Regions from separate parts of the Homo sapiens genome. Here region 2 is linked to region 1. Evidence: read pairs that join two places in POLR2A ChIA-PET (ENCODE). Cell type or tissue: MCF 10A. All regions are shown on one strand. Links, peaks and the distances in the headings refer to the core of each region. The heading gives the core; the rest is flanking DNA.

Evidence for each region. Peaks named below come from ENCODE experiments on the same cell type or tissue, not always from the same donor. Only the 100,000 strongest peaks of a DNase experiment are listed, where the experiment ranks them.
Region 2: POLR2A ChIA-PET joins it to region 1 with 12 read pairs; 1 of 35 experiments calls an interaction of 5 or more read pairs at or near these places.

The regions. Positions count from the first base shown.
Region 1 is chr21:27,215,132-27,223,474 of GRCh38, forward strand. All of the region lies in intron 2 of LOC102724355 (a long non-coding RNA gene), which reads right to left. All of the region lies in intron 2 of LOC105372759 (a long non-coding RNA gene), which reads left to right. Among named protein-coding and RNA genes, the nearest start is that of ADAMTS5, 250 kb to the left of the region's middle. In MCF 10A, for the core only: no CTCF peak of the experiment used is centred there; a DNase peak (open chromatin) is centred at 4,190.
Region 2 is chr21:27,043,320-27,051,662 of GRCh38, forward strand. No RefSeq gene overlaps it. Among named protein-coding and RNA genes, the nearest start is that of ADAMTS5, 80 kb to the left of the region's middle. In MCF 10A, for the core only: no CTCF peak of the experiment used is centred there; DNase peaks (open chromatin) are centred at 4,112, 4,612 and 4,892.

The DNA.
Region 1 (8,343 bases), core at 1,432-6,431:
CTTTATCTTTACATCTGAAGACTTGGAGTCCCGTGTCCCAAGGTCAGGGGATAGTAGAAATTCAAATGCAAATATGCATATATAAAATCTATCTTTCTCACTTATACACTTCTCAGGCAGTTATTACCCTTTGGTGAGATTTCCCAGACTGTCCTCTCACAGCTCTGTATCTCTTTCTGCCCATGAGGTTTGGGGTGGGAGTGGAGAAGGAATGAGAAAGTAGAAAACTGATATGGGATTTTAGCAGCACGGTGGGGTAATGAGTGGATGTGTATTAAAATGTCCCTCTATAAGTGAACAAGCTTCAGGTCATTTCTGCCTGACTAATGAGAGCTCAATAGGATCTCCCACAATCTCACCCCCTATTGCTGCCTTGAGACAGTACCTTGTCCTTTGTGTAGGATAATGTGTGGGCAGCTTTACCATAATAGATGTCATTCAAAGGAGGGACAACCAAAAGCTGAATGCTGCCTGCGTTGCAGTCTTGGTTTAGTTTCCTAAACCCTTCACCAGAGGAAAACAATAGTGTAAATGACTAACTTCCGTGACTAGCATAGAAGTATATTTAACAGATATGTGTTGGATGTATAGTTCATTCATATACTAATAACTGACAATAGTTCTCGAAGACCTAGAGTTTATTTATCATTATTGCAAGCCCTGTGGAGAATACAAATGAAATAAAGAACAAGCCAACAAGCCTTGATTATGGCTACAGAGTTTGACTTATACATATTGTGGCCCAGTACATTCATTTCAATCCTGAGTGTGTTTAAAAAAAAAAATCCCATGGCAATCCTACCTTTGCTTTTTTTTTTTTTTTTTGGAAAAAGAACAAACTACAACTAATAAATAGAGGAATGTCATTTCAAAAGAGTTATAATAAACCATTTCCTAATAAGATACATGAGTAATTTATTATTTTCTTTATAAGCAAAAAGAAGTTTAAATAACTGAATTTTAATTTTAAAATAGTGCCTTATAAACTTTAAAATAACTAGTAATTTTCCTCCATTCCTTTACAATATACTACAAGATGTCTAAGTAATTCACATTCATAGACAAGTCACCACTGAAGAAGTGCTATCATATAGCAATTGAGGAGTGTTAGCTATATCTCACCATTAACAATGGGGACAGTCTGATTCTACTTTAATCTACAACACATACTTATTTTTTAAATCTACATCTTTGAAATTTTATGTCAAAACTACATGGATGAACATGTATAGTTTTATACACTATAGGTTGTAGGGTTGACCAAATAATTCACAGCAAGAAAAATTGGTATTATTGAAAATAAGCTATTACTTATAATGTAAAAGCAAAAATTGCTGCAATCAATAAGTAACCACAATCAATTTAAGTTAACACGGAATGCACTGATAGCATATGATGTTTTTAAAATAGAGTAATTCCAACTATTCTTTCTACACAAAGCCTGTATGGCAGTCAGAAGTCTTAGAAGATTATGAAAATACTTAGGAACTCTTTGTAATGTATTAAATTTTGTTATGACTACAAGAATTTAGTAACCTCTAAAAGGTGGTCATAGATAGCTTTTAGTTGTGCATACAACCTATAGCCTATTGACCTGTTAATCATTTAACAATAAGGATTTAGGACATTGGGAGGGCTTCTGACCCCACTACTATTCATGCCCTGAAAACAGCCTTATGGAGGTGGCAGGATAATAATTCATGAGTCAGTGAGTGTAATTTATATGTTGGTATATGTCAGTCACAATACATTGAATTTTTTGTGACATTTTTCAGAGCAGTAACTATAAAAAAGTGAATTCTAAAGAAAACAAAAGAGTTGAAGGAAAACAAGATGTTTTATAGCTGGTGCTGGTGCAGAGCAAAACCCTCTCTGCTTGACGGTTAGCAACTGAAACACAGTTTTGATTGATACTTCTTTGGGCCATCTCTTTTATAAATGATAATGACAAACCATAACATAATTTTTAAAAAGAAAAGAGAGGAAAGGACATTTGGGCTTTCTTTCAGTAGTTAATCATGGGAAAGCTAAGGAAGGAAGCCTTCCTGGGTGGAGGGAATGATGTAGTCCATTGCCCGCTCTCTCTGGGACACCCCTCTCTCTGGGACTAGCTGAGAACAAGTAGGGACTAACTACTTTTGGCAAAACAACTGTCACAAGCCAGAAATGAAACAAAGGTCCCTACTTATAAGGAAACAGAAAGAGATGAGTGACCTAAGGCCTAAACTTCAAAGCAGTATCTTTGGAGTATTTTCTAAGGAAAATCAAGCAAGCTCTGAATAAAATGACTCATTTATTTCCTTCTCCTGTCTTTGGGATTGTCAAACGTCAATATGTTGAAGTTATGCTTACTAAAATGCAAAAATGCTGGTATTTCATTAATTGAGGCAGAATGCTCATACTTGTTCCCCAACTGATGCTATCAAGAGAGAAGGGTCGATGAGCTACACTTTGAGAAGCATTCCTGCCTCTCTCTACCCTCCTTCTTTGGGAGATCACCTCCCTCATACTTCACAGGGAAAACTGAAGAAATCAGCGTAAAGTTGCCTGAACTTCTCACTCTATAAAAATATTCACATTTGCAGCCATCCATTCTTTCTGACTGTCAGATAGGGGCAATGTGGCCTTTGTTCTGTTCCAGACTAATCTTCTCTCCTCTCTCCCACCCACTCTTATTTGCAGAGGGTCAACATGAATCTATACCCTTTCTTTCTCTCTCTCCCATTTGGTGGTTTTCCATCAGCTTTTAAACATCCATATCCTCCACCTCAACGTATCATCCCTTGATTATCCTCTGTTCATCCTTCAATCTCCCTCTATCTCTCTGTTTTCAATTGTACATTTGGAAAACATTTACCTATGCTCATTGCCTCTATTACTTTCCCATTCATCAACTCCTTATCCGCCTTTTCCTGGCTTATGCCAATGTATCCTCTAAAACTCCTCTAACAAGACCTGTTAGCTCCATGTCAGCACTGCTTTGGAAACTTTTTAGATCAAGCTTATTGAATTTCTTAAGTTTACCTCTCCCCTTTTCGTGACATATTGTTTTCTCTTTGTTTTCTTGGCATGTAAACAAACAAACAAACAAAATGGTTGTGCTTCTGTCTCTCTCAGAAGAGGCTTTCAGTTTTTTTGAGTCTCTTAGGCCAGTTGTCTTCCTGTTACACAATTATTCAACATCGAGTATCCTCTTAAACTTTTTTCACTGCTTGTTTTAAACCCTATTTCTATGTGGTCTCATTAATATAGTTATGTATATGCTAACAAGTCCCAAAGGTACATCCATTAGCTTGACTTGTTTTCTTAGTTCTAGACCTAGATGGCTACTTGTCATTCCTTACACATATATCTCACAGATACCTCAAACTTACTAAGTACAAAGTTACACTCATGATCTCTTTATAACTGTTAGTATTTGATATTTTGTTTCTTATTTTATGACCAGAAGATACCAGTTGTTCAGGCCAGAATTCTGAGAGTCATCATTTACTTCTCTATTAATATAATCCCCCCATACAAATAATAAATGCCGTTAACCTACATCATAAATATGTTTTTAATTCACTTATTTGTCTCTTATCTCTACTCACACCCACCATTGCCATCTAGGCCAACTCCATTTATTGACAGGATGAATACAACTATATTTTCATAACTGTCTATCTTACATCAATTATTGTCACCTTTCAACTTATTTTCTCTATCTTTGACCAATGACCTTACAAACGTGAAGTTTGTCATTCTCTGGTTTTAAAAAGAAGTCATGAACTCAAGTGTGCCAAGATCCAGGCCAACACATGAGTGAGTTGAGGACTGTTGAACTTGAGATTTTATGGTATCCTCTCTAAAGGGGCAGACACTACTTAACTTTGGCTGATTGTTCCCCATAGAAATACATGGTCAGTGTTTCCTGGTCATCTATTTTTTTTCAAGAGAAGAGGTACTTATTTGTTCTTTTCTAACAATAACCCACATGTAAGTATTTGTTTAATATATCATTCCCTACTGTGCTCTCAGCACCATGAAAGCTGGGGCCTCAGCTATCTTTTTCACTGCCTGGCACATAACATGCATTCAGAAAATATTTTTTTTCAACAAGTAAATGCATGAGTCAAATCAAGAGAAGAACAGAGGAGAAAGTGAGTCATAATGCCTACAATGGCCAAAATATTGGCTAACATAGCTGAATAATTTTGAAATTTTTTATTTTTTTCAGAGACAAGGTATTGTTCTGTCCCTCAGGCTGGAGTGCAATGTCACAATCATATCTCACTACAACCTCGAACTCCGGGGCTCAAGCAATCCACCCACCTAAGTCTCTGAAATACATGGGGCTACAGGAGTGAGACACCGTGCCCAGCTTTTATAGCCGAATCTCGAAAAGTGAATAGGATTTTCTCAGTTACACATTGTGAGGAAGTATATTTCAGGCTGGAAAAGAACATGTGCAAATATACAGTTGTATGCAATCATATGATCTATTAAGGGAACTCTAAGACATTTGGTGCTGATAAGATACGGTCAAGGGATGGGGTAGCTGCAGATTGAAACAGTGAAGTCCCAGAGAGCTCAAGTGGACAGTTATGCCGTATCTCAGCATTTGAACTCCATCTGACGAGTTAGAGAGCCAAAGATTCACCTTTTAGAAAAATAGTTGTATCAACATTATGAAGAATGAATTCTAGGAGAAAGAGGCCAGAAGAAGGAATGCTGGTTAAGAAACTATTACAGTTACTCATGTAGAAAATGATAAAGGAATTAGTTGAAGAAACAGCATGGAGCTGGTGGAGGTGGATTTGAGAGACAATTAGGAGTAGAATCCAAAAGCTCTACAAGCCGCCCCCTTAGCACAACGGCCACACTAGTTATTTGCTATTCTTAGATAAACATTGCATTTTGTTGCCTCTGTGTGTCTCCTCAAGCTACTCTCTACACCTGAACTGGATTTGTGTTACCCAAGAAGGGTAATAAATATGACTTTATTTGTTCTTTAAGGTTTTGATTCTCAAAGTGTGGTTTCAGAACCAACAGCAATGACCTCACCTGAGAGCTTATTAGAAATGCAGAATCTCAGGTCCCATCCAGACCCTAGTGAATCAGAAACTGCATATTGACAAAATCCTCAGGAGATTCATACCTACACTAGCCCACACTAGAATTTCACAAGCCCTGTTTAAATCTCAGCTTAAACCTCACTTAATCCAAGAAACCCTTTTTGGTTTTCCTGATCTTTCTGATTCATTAAAATAAATAAAGCTGACTAGTATTATGTTTAACAGTTTCTAGGTATCAGTTTCACTTATATCATGGTTATTTATACATGTGCCATTTGCCTTTTACTCCTTCCTAAATTATTAGCTCTAGGAGGCAGGAGCAGATCCCAATCCCATTGGTATTACCCATAGCTCCTATTCAAGACTTGACTTCTGATAGGCTTTCCCCAGAGATAGTGATGGTGACTTCTCTTGCTTCACTTGGCAGGCAAGTTGAGTCTCCAAGTCTTATGATAATGCATCATGCTGATTTCCTGACTTTCTTTGTCCATCCCTTGATAATGATCTCTTGGCTTTAGTAAAGCACTGTCCATGTTTAATTAATTAAATTCCTCTATTTGTATTTGGAAGTGTTAGAGATGCAAAATTTATTCATTTAAAAAACACAAAGGATCTAGACAATCTTACAAGGGACTTCTTAGCAGTAGTCTTCAAAATGTAATATTTTGCTGAATTTTGGTAATATTGGCTTGAAAGAAATCTCTTTCAGAGCTCACCATACTGTCAGCATGACTGAAAGGAATTAATACATTTTTCTATCATAAAAGCACTGAATTTCCTGTGGCCAATGTGATATAACCAGCACCCTTCTGAATTATTTTCCATTTGTTTTATGTTTAAAATTTAGAAGAAAATACAACGTGGTAGACTAGGCTAAATTTAACATATAATCCTGTGAAAGTTTTCCTTTTTTGGATGGCATATTGAGTTAAGGTTTTTTAAAAAGTGAGTCCCTCAAAACATCATTCTCTCTTAAGCAGCAGCGTGTACTTTGAATGGTTTGGAACTAAGTGTTTTAGATTAAAAAAAAAAGTCTTTCTTAAATAACATGCAGCTAACAGCTGGAAAAAGGGTAGTGAAGCGGTAAACTGTCCATTATGTTTAAAGAACAACTTGGCTAAAATCCTTCCTTCTCATTAAAATCACTGAGTGTGCCTTCAGAATTTATGTAACTGTACTTAGGGTTTCTGTTAAACCCATTTATTATTTTTTTTTTCATTTCTAATCTAGACTAAATAATTAATCCATGTCAATTTAGAATTCCTTACTACTTTTTAAAAGTGTATGTTAGCCTATTTTTAGTTTCCATGAGAATTAGTAATAATGAATTTTCAGAAAGTAAAAATAATGAGGCTTTCTGGAAGAAACCACTGGATGTTTTACAAGTTAGCAAGGTGTGCTTTCAGTTTAAAATCATTCCACTGTGTTTCTTGTGAGGTTTCTAAAAAATCAGATAGAACTTTAAATGACATTCAGAGTTGAGGAAAGAGGTGAGGAGAAAAGGAAGCAGCACCCATTATTATGGATTTGAGTAATTCATCGAGTGATTCAGATGTAGTAGTTCTATTACCATTTTCTTTGACATGGTCCAAAAGCAAAGGTCAAGGTCGCTACACTTGTGTCCTTTACCCAATGCCACAGTCAGTTTAGAAAACTGTGCTTTAACTTACAATGATAACATCAGAGTGGGCTTTAAATTCAGATCCACCTATAGGTTTAAGACTCATTAGATTTATCCTTGTCCGGCCGGGTGCTGTGGCTCACACCTGTAATCCCAGCACTCCAGAGGGCCAAGGCGGGTGAATCACTTGAGGTCAGGGGTTCGAGAGCAACCTGACCAATATGGTGAAAATCTGTCTCTACTAAAAATACAAAAATATTAGCCGGGCGTGGTGGTGCACACCTGTAATCCCAGCTACTTGGGAGGCTGAGGCAGGAGAATTGCTTGAACTCAGGAGGCGAAGGTTGCAGTAAGCCAAGATTACACCATTGCACTCCAGTCTGGGCGAAAACAGCAAAACTCCTCAAAAAAAAAAAAAAAGGGAAAAAAAAAAAACACCGTTTCTCAATCTTCTGTCTCCTTTATAGTTGCTCTTTGAAGATAATGGATATTTTTTCTATGCCTTCTATTTTCTATATATCTTCTTGCCCCATTCCACTCTCTGCCTCCTTAGTTTTCTCTTTTTCTTTTTCTTTTTTCTTTTTTTTTTTTTTTTTTTTTTTTGCAGTGGCTTAATCTTGGCTCACTGCAGTCTCTGCCTTCGGGGCTCAAGTGCGTCTCCTGCTTCAGCCTCCTGAGTACCTGGGATTACAGGCCCCTGCCACCATGCCTGGCTAATTTTTGTAGTTTTAGTAGAGACGGGGTTTCACCATGTTGTCCAGACTGGTCTCGAACTCCTGACCTCAGGTGATCCACCTACCTCGGCCTCCTAAAATGCTGGGATTACAGGCATGAACCACCGCACCCAGCCCTTTGTTTACTTTTATCCATTTGTTTTATGTTTAAAATTTTATGAGAAAACAGCATTGTAGAATAGACACTTTTTTTTTCTTTTTCTTGCTTTAGGTTTTCTGAATTTCTGGCATCTGGAACTTAGGAAACTATCAGCCATTATTTATTTGAATATTCCTTCTGCCACATTTTCTGTCTCTTCTAACCATGACACTCCAATTAAATGTATGTTGAAAGTTTCATGCATATTCTCACTTTTTTTTAATGATCTGTGCTGTTTCATTTATTCCTCTTTTTTTGGCATATGTTTCTGTTTAGGAATTTTTGTCCTAACATGTCATTTAGTTCAAAACTAATGTATATAGTCTTATGTTAAAGCCATCATTGTATCAATCTTAGATATTATATTTTTAGTTTTAGAATGCCCATTTGAATCTTTTTTATTAAATCCAAATTTTGGTCAAAATTATCCATCCTTTCATCTATTCTTTCCATTCTTTTTTTAATTTTCTAGCTTGTATTATTTCTATAGTTATCAGCCCTGTTATTTTCACAGTCATTAAGTAAAGTCCACATTTTATTATTCCAATAACTGGCTCTTCTATTTCCATTGTCTGTACTATTTTTGATCATGTTTCCATTTATCATATTGACTTATAATTTTAATATAATGCACAATATGGTGTATAAAAATCATATAGTCTTTGGATGATGTTATCTTCTTCCACAAAAGGTTGACCCTGAATTCAAGCAGGCAGCTTAAGGGGGAGCAAGTCTCCCTAATCCAATTAAGGACTGAGCTGAGTCCAGACATTTTTTTGCAGTTTGGTGAAG
Region 2 (8,343 bases), core at 1,917-6,916, 170 kb before region 1:
CTAATTTTAAGGGGTCAGTGATCCCCTTCTTCCCGCCTATAAATAAATGTAAACCTGACATTGGTGAATAGTTGTCATGCTTAGTGGGCCTGGTGGGTACTTCCTAACCAGAGCTTAAAACAGACTGCCATATATATGGCAGGTACCTTCTGCATATACTGGCTTCATAATCAAATCCAATACTTCCCAAACACTGTCCTCAAACACTGGACCATGACTGCCTGTACTTACCAGACACAAACCTGGGATGTCATTGAGAAGGGGATTCTGGGAAACGTAGTTCCAGACCTCTTCTCTGGGATATGTAGGGAGACATAGAAGCAGGTGGGGGTAATGAAGCATTGTAGCACACTCAGGAAAATTAAACAAAACATCTTAAATTCCAACAGGAAATGTGTGGCCACACATCCCTTATGAGACCAATGTTCTATAACTGCAAGTTCAATATTATTTTTATTATGCTGGTGTTTCTTAGGCTTTATTGCAATTATAATAACACCTTACCTTGCTATTTATATCCTTTTAAATTTTTGACATTATTTTTTGCTTAGAAGCTTTTTTTTAAAAAAAAAAAATCAGTGCATGAGAAAGTAAAAGACAGCGCCAACTTAGGAAGGACCATGGTCCCAGACAGAAATAGCAGTACCCAGAACTAGAAGAGAGAATCTAGGAATACTAAGGCAGGACAGAGAGATGTATCCCTGGTCCCATGGGAATGAGAAAATTAGCAATTTGGATTAGAGAGTGAACAGTTGAAAAGCAGACACACACAGGGTTCCTGATATTCTGCCAGAATAAGAGAGCTTGAAACCACGAAGGAAAGTTCTGCCAAGGATGAGATGGGAATAGACTGACATTTGAAATTCAATGTATGAGATGATGATGGACCTGGGAGAGCCAGGCCAGGTCTGAGAAAGCAGTGCTGGTGTTGAGAAGTGGATAGATCCTTAGGATGGGGGATAGAGGTTGGGCTAAGGGACAGAGTTGGCTAGGGAGGCATGGAATTTGAAGTTAAAATTATCATGAGAGATGGTTTAGGGAAAGGTGATAAAGGAAAAGTGTGGGTTAATATTATATGGGCCTTAAGTTGTTTTTGGGGTGAGGAGTAAGAGATGGTCTTGTGACTGGGGTGTGGTGGCTGAAGCAGTGAGGACCTGGGATGCTGCTGCAGGTTAGAGAGAAAGTCTCCTACATCATATTAGAGCAGTGTTGGGTTGGGAGATCCTGCAGTAGCAGGCATCTCTGCTCTTCTGAGCTAGGACCTTGAATGGACCAGCTTCTGTTAAAACTGGGCAAGGAAAGATAACATGAATACCATTTTCTTCTTTTATTTTCTTCTTAGTGCCTCATGGTTCCCTTTCACATCAACTCCAGTCAAGGCAATAAATAAATAGTGTATAGGTAATATCTTTTAATAAGCATTAGTTTAACAACATGTGCTCTCTGATACTAAGTAAAATATTCTTTAACATTTTTGTGGTTGCAATAAATAAATGGGAAAATGTATCAAGAAGATTCTAAATTGCTCATTTTTTTACCTTTGTTTTTAGATTTTACTCCTTAATTGAAACTGATGAAAATATTCAAAAGTTTAGTCAATGGAGTGTATGAATATTATTTCAATTTATGTAATGCACAATAGAAATATGCTTAGATTATTTTTAACAAATAACATGGTAGAAAGTGCTATCAACTTTTAATCAACAGAACTCAGCTATGAATATCAGTGTGTGTGTGTGTGTGTGTGTGTGTGTGTGTGTGTGTGTGTAGGATAAGGGTATTTTCCCTGCCTTTTCTTTTCTTTTTATTTTTCTTTTGAGGAAGCAAGACTGAAATTAGCACTAAAATCTGGACCATTTACAAGGTTGCTTGGCTTTATGAAGATTGCAGATATCTAGGCCTTGGGATCCGGTGCCTTAATGCATCTTGTTTTACCCTGAGAGGCACCTCCTTTTTTAGAAATCTTGTCCTTTCAACAAAGGAAAGTCACTGAGTGGTAATTTAATCTTGAAAACTAGCTTGGATTTTCTGGCAACAAAAAAAGAGAAAAACAGTATTGGAAAAAAATAATACTTGCAACTAAAAGCTGGAGAGGAAGGGGGAAAGAACTCCTTGAAAACAATTATGACTCAGGCAGTTTCATCTGTTAAAATGCGTGGTACTAGGTGAAAGAGCTTGAGCATTGTGGGATCTTGTCACCAGCTCCAATTAGGGACCAGCCCAGAGGTCACCAAAAAGAGAAGGTAACTCACAAAAGATTTTCCTCTTTAAGAATATTTTTGTTTTTTACTGATGGAAGAATGAGTTATTTACTTGTTTTTCTAGGACTGCAATATTTTTAGAGATAAGAAAAACAGCACAATAACATTTTTATTGCTCTGGAATAAGGCATGTCACATTTTTTTCATTGGATGTAATCACGGTGTTAAGAATCTGATTGGATTGTGGTTGTTTTTGCTATTGTCACTGAATGTCATATTGGCAACATTTAAAAGCCAGATGTGTCAGGAAGTGATGTGGAAGGGAACTACTCAAAACAAATGTGCGCAGCTGACTTTTAAAATATTTATGCTTTTTTAAACAGAAAGATTATACTTTTCATTTGGATGCTTCTTAAATGATTTATTTTTTGTAATTTACTCAGAAGTAGTGTATTAGTCTGCTGAGGCTGCTATAACAAAATACCACAGATGGGGTGGTGTAAACAACAGGAATTTATTTTCTCACAGCTCTGGAGGTTGGAAGTCCAAGATGAAGATTTAGGCCATTAAGTTTTGGTGAAGTGTCTCTTCCTAGCTTGCAGGTGGCCATCTCATTATATGCGCATGTGACTTCCCTGTAGAGAAAGGGAAACCTCTCTCTCCTTTTCCTATAAGGCCACCAGTCCTATTAGGCCCCATTCTTATGATGTCATTTAACCATAATTAATTATTTTCTAAACACCCTATTTCCAAATACAATCACATAAGGGGTTAAGGCTTCAAATACCAATTTTGGGAGGACATAATTTAATCCAAAGCAAGCAGCTTACACTAAAAGTGTTAGTGTCATAATAAAGACAGGGGTAAGATGTGAAAAATGGTGACTATTCTTAGGGTTCTAGGCATTCTTTTCAGAGTAGCCCTTTCCATTTACACACACACACACACACACACACACACACACACACATACACACACACATTTAGAGAGAAAGACAGAGTAGATTGTTGCCAATGATGGACTATAAAAGTTGACTTCTTTCTTGAAAATGCATTCGTATGAAAATCTGAAAGTGACTCCAAAGATAGCATTAGAATTTGCATTGCATGGCTATTGTTAAGCTTAAGATATACAACACCTTACATTTAGGTTTCATTTACTATTTTTTAAATCTCTCTCCAGGCGAAATATTTTGTGTGATCCTTGCAATTCTTCTGATAGGAAATCTGTCCTTAGGCCTTGGCTGTGTGGCTGAGGGAACTGAGTAATAGCATAGTAGAGACAGCAGTAAATACACTGTAAAATTAGAAGTTCCAGAGAGAAGCTCCAGCTCTTCACCTGCAGGAGGTTAAATTAGTAATCTGGGATATGGGACTCTCTCTCAAACATGAGGGTGTTGTATTGAATGAAATTCCAAGGCTTCTCCTTGTTTTAAAGTTCTGTGTTTCTATGAAACACTAAGAAAATGAAGAGATTTGCTTTTAGCCACACAGTGAATTAATAAAAGTTATGAATTTAAAACTATGTTTTTCTGACTTGCAGCTCATGGAATTTTGCAGAAATATCAAAGCTCTAGCGTCAAGGTTCCTCACCCTAATTCTCTTGACATCATTGGAGTCTTATGTTTCGCTTAACTTCAATGGTTAAAACACAGAAAGGACATCTCCCTTTAAGGCTTAGTAGGAGAAAATACCTGTTTTCTGTTCTATAGAGAGTTGTGTCTTTTCTTAGAAGAGAAAAAAATGATGACTGCAGATGTTTAAGAGGGCGGCTATAAATCCAGTGAGCTATAAACAAGAATTGTGATGAGAACAAAACCCAGTGCCCTTATAGGGAAACCCAGACATGCAAAGATTTGTACATGCGCCTTGGGCTATGGTTGAGTGTTTTAAAGCTGCTTGTGGTGGTGCTAAGAGTTTGTCTGTAAAATGAGACATGAATGATATCTGGCAGAGCTGAAGCTCAAAGAACAATCTGAGGCCGCTTGTGTTTACACTTGCACAATGATAGTTGTAAGCAGATCTTTTTAAACAAGGCAGAACAATTTAGAAGGATTAAGAGATCTAAACTAAGCAGAGTGTGTGCCACAATTTTCTTCCTTTCTAAAGCTTCTTGAAATTAAGCTCCCCATGGTGATAAACCTAGAAGAAAGGGATTTTGAGAGTTCCTTTTAAGAAATTTGCTCCCTATGGGATCTTGTTGCTTGTTCCTTGAGTTTATAATGTCACTTCTTTTGTTCCATGGGGCTAATCCATTTTGGTTATTTTCCATGAGGTAGCAAATAGTTTCAATGAGGTGGCTCCCTGAGGCTAAGGTAAAAGGGCACATAGATTTTCAGTCTCATTCTTTGTTTACATATGTTCAGAATATAATGGAAAATGTCCTTCAGTTCATAAATCATCCTTGTTTTGTCTCCATTCCAAGATAAATTTAGTTTAGGAGAAGTTGCAATACCATTCTCTGTCACTTTTGATTTATGTTAGAATGAAAGAAAAACTCCAATGGTGGATCCCTTCTCTACTGCTGTCCTGGGACTTCATTTAGTATTAGGGTTGCCTTTCCAGTGAAACCACATAATTAGTCCTTTGGCTACTATATTGAACAACAATCTCAATTTCTCACATTCACCCAATGTGGGGGAGAAACTTCAGCATAATACCTTTTGCTGCTTGGAAAGAGCACATATGTTTTGATACATCAAATTGGAAGTCACTCAGAGGAGAGTCATAAGTCCATGACTAAGCTATATATCCAGATGTTTCATCACTGAGTACTTTACCCTGAATAAGAGCATGGCTCAGAATATTACTATATATAAAAACATAGGACTGATTAGCAGGTTCTTGTGGACAGGGAATTCTATATATTTATACATATATAATATACCTTATACTAACCATATAATTACACTCCTATAATACAAGTGATAAATTAATATATTATATATAATAGAAACAATAAAATTAGATTATTGTCATAATATTCATACAATTATGTAGATCTCATTCAATGAACTGTTTTTTGAGTAATTTTATTAATTTAGCTCTCATGTTGACACTGCTAAAGATACAAAAGAAGGGTATGACAGTCCCCGATTCATCCAGAACTCTTAAAATGAAAGTGTTATATATGGTTCCACCAGGCTAGAGGGATATAATACAGCTAAATCGCTTGAATAATTTTTTTTTTTTTGAGACAGGGTCTTGCTCTGTTGCTAGGCTGGAGTACAGCAGTGACATTACAGCTCACTGCAGCCTCAAACTCCTAGGCTCAAGCAATTAGGCTCAAGCGATTCTCCCACCTCAGCCTCCCAAGTAGCTGGGACTGCAGGCACATGCCACCACGCCCAGCAAATCTGAGTAATTTTCATCAAGAAAAGAATAAATTTGCGATTTACTTTTTCAATGTGATTACTTTTTAAGATTGTCAATATAAATTGATGTATAACATTTTACTGCCCCAATAGCTTTCTCTCTCTCTCCCTACCTTACCCGACATCCCTGCATCTTTCTTTTCATTTCTTTTCTTCTTTTTTTTATTGATAATGTTCTAGGCAACCTCTGGTGTTATGCGGAGTTAGGTAGGGCAGGTAGGCTTCAATTGCTTCTGCCTCACCACATCAGTCCCCCTAAGTAGTTCAGAGACCTTTCTGTATGTTCTTTGTTACTGCCCTTCCTAACATGAATGCTCAGCTCAACTTTACTACAGTGAGTACAGTTGCCTTCTTCTATCATATTGATATGGAAGGGAAGTGCTGGGAAGGGAAGAGTGTGGTCCCTTTAAATGATACAGAACAGGGAAGGGAAGGGCATGGTCCCTGGCTGGGGCTCCATCTCCCAGGCCTGTGCCCACAGACCTAGGTGAGGACAGGTATTTTTGTTTTCCAGTCCAGATATTTCATTTCCCAAGACCACTCTGACCTGCCACGCCACCCATCTTGTGCCTATGAAAACTCTGGAGACCCTAGCAGGCAGGCACACAAGTGGCTGGACATCAAGAGGAGCGGATCGGTGGAAGAAGATACAGGTAGCTGGACGTCGAGAGCAGCACATCAGTGGAGGAACAGATGGGCAGTTGGATGTGGAGAGGAGCGCATCAACAGGCACCGATACACTGGCAGGCCACCGACCAGCAGAAGAACAATGCAGAGTTTGACTTGGGGCAGTAGGAGGAGAGCCCAGTGCCATGTGGCACTGAGAAGAATGTATATACTGTTGATTTGGGGTAGACAGTTCTGTAGACATCTACTGGTTTCACTTGATCCAGTGCTGAGTTCAAGTCCTGAATATCCTTGTTAATTTTCTGTCTGGGTGATCTGTCTAATACTGACAGTGGAGTGTTAAAGTCTCCCACTATTATTGTGTGGGAATCTAAGTCTCTTTGTAGGTTTCTAAGAACTTGTTTTATGAACTGGGTGTCCTGAGATATCCTGAGATATCTTGTATTGTGTGCGTGTATATTCAGAATAGTTAGCTCTTCTTGTTGAATTGTTCCCTTTACCATTATGTAATGCCCTTCTTTGTCTTTTTTGATCTTTGTTGGTTTAAAGTCTGTTTCTTCAGAGACCAAGATTGCAAGCCAAGCTTTTTTATTTGCTTTCCATTTGCTTGGTAAATTTTCCTCCATCCTTTTATTTTGAGCCTGTGTGTGTCATTGCACATAAGATGGGTCTCCTGAATACAGCACACCGTGGGTCTTGACTCCTTATCCAATTTGCCAGGCTGTATCTTTTAATTGGGTCATTTAGCCCATTTACACTTAAGGTTAGTATTGTTATGTGTGAGTTTGATCCTCTCATCATGATGCTATTTGGCTATTTTGCACACTAGTTGATGCAGTCTCTTCATAGTGTCATTGGTCTTTATATATTGATGTGTTTGTGAATGGCTGGTACTGGATTTTCCTTTCCACATTTAGTGCTTCTTTCAGAAGCCCTTGCAGGGCAGGCCTGGTGGTAATGAAATCCCACAGCATTTGCTTGTCTGGAAAGAATTTTATTTCTCCTTTGCTTATGAAGCTTAGTTTGGCTGGATATGAAGTTCTGGGCTGAAAATTCTTTTCTTTAAGAATTTTGAATATTGGTCCCCAATCTCTTTTGGCTTGTAGAGTTTCTGCTGAGAGGTCCACTGTTAGTCTGATGGGCTTCCCTTTGTAAGTGACCTGGCCTTTCTCTCTGGCTGTCCTTAATAGTTTGTCCTTCATTTCGACCTTGGAGAATCTGATGATTATGTGTCTTGCGGTTGACTTTCTCATGGAGTATCTTAATAGTGTTCTTTGTATTTCCTGAATTTGCATGTTGGCCTGTCTTGCTAGGCTAGGGAAGTTCTCCTGGATAATATCCTGAAGCGTGTTTTCCAGCTTGTTTCCATTCTCCTCATCTCCTTCTGGTACTCCAATCAATTGTAGGTTCAGTCTTTTCATTGAAGTCCCTTATTTCTGGGAGGCTTTATTCATTCCTTTTCATTCTTTTTCTTGTATGCATACCTTATTTCAGTAAGGTGGTCTTCAAACTCTGATATCCTCTCTTCTGCTTGGTTGATTCAGCTATTGATACTTGGGTATGTTTCAGGAAGTTCTTGTGCTGTGTTTTTCAGCTCCATCAGGTCATTTATGTTCCTCTGTAAACTGGCTATTCTAGTTAGCAATTCCTCTAACCTCTTATCAAGGTTCTTAGCTTCTTTGCATTGGGTTAGAACATGCTCCTTTAGCTCATCACAGTTTTTTATTACCCATCTTCTGAAGCCTACTTCTGACAGTTCATCCATCTGTTCTTCCATTCAGGCACCCTTGATGGAGAGATGTTGTGATCATTTGGAGTAGAAGAGGTCCTCTGGCCTTTTGAGTTCTCAGCATTTTTTTCTTTGATTCTTTCTTATCTTTGTGAGTTTGTCTAGCTTTGGTTTTGAGTCTACTGACCCATGGATGGGGTTTTTGTGGGGGCCTTTTGTTGTTGTTGATGCCATTGTTGCTGCTTTCTGCTTGTTTGTTTTTATTTCAATAGTCAGGTCCCTGATTTGTAGGGCTGCTGCAGTTTGCTGGGGATTTGCTTCAGGCCTTATTCATCTGATTCACGTTCCCCATGTGGCTCTTAGGTGGGCCACCGCACCACACTGTTCTTCCTTCTCTTCATGGGTCATGCCAG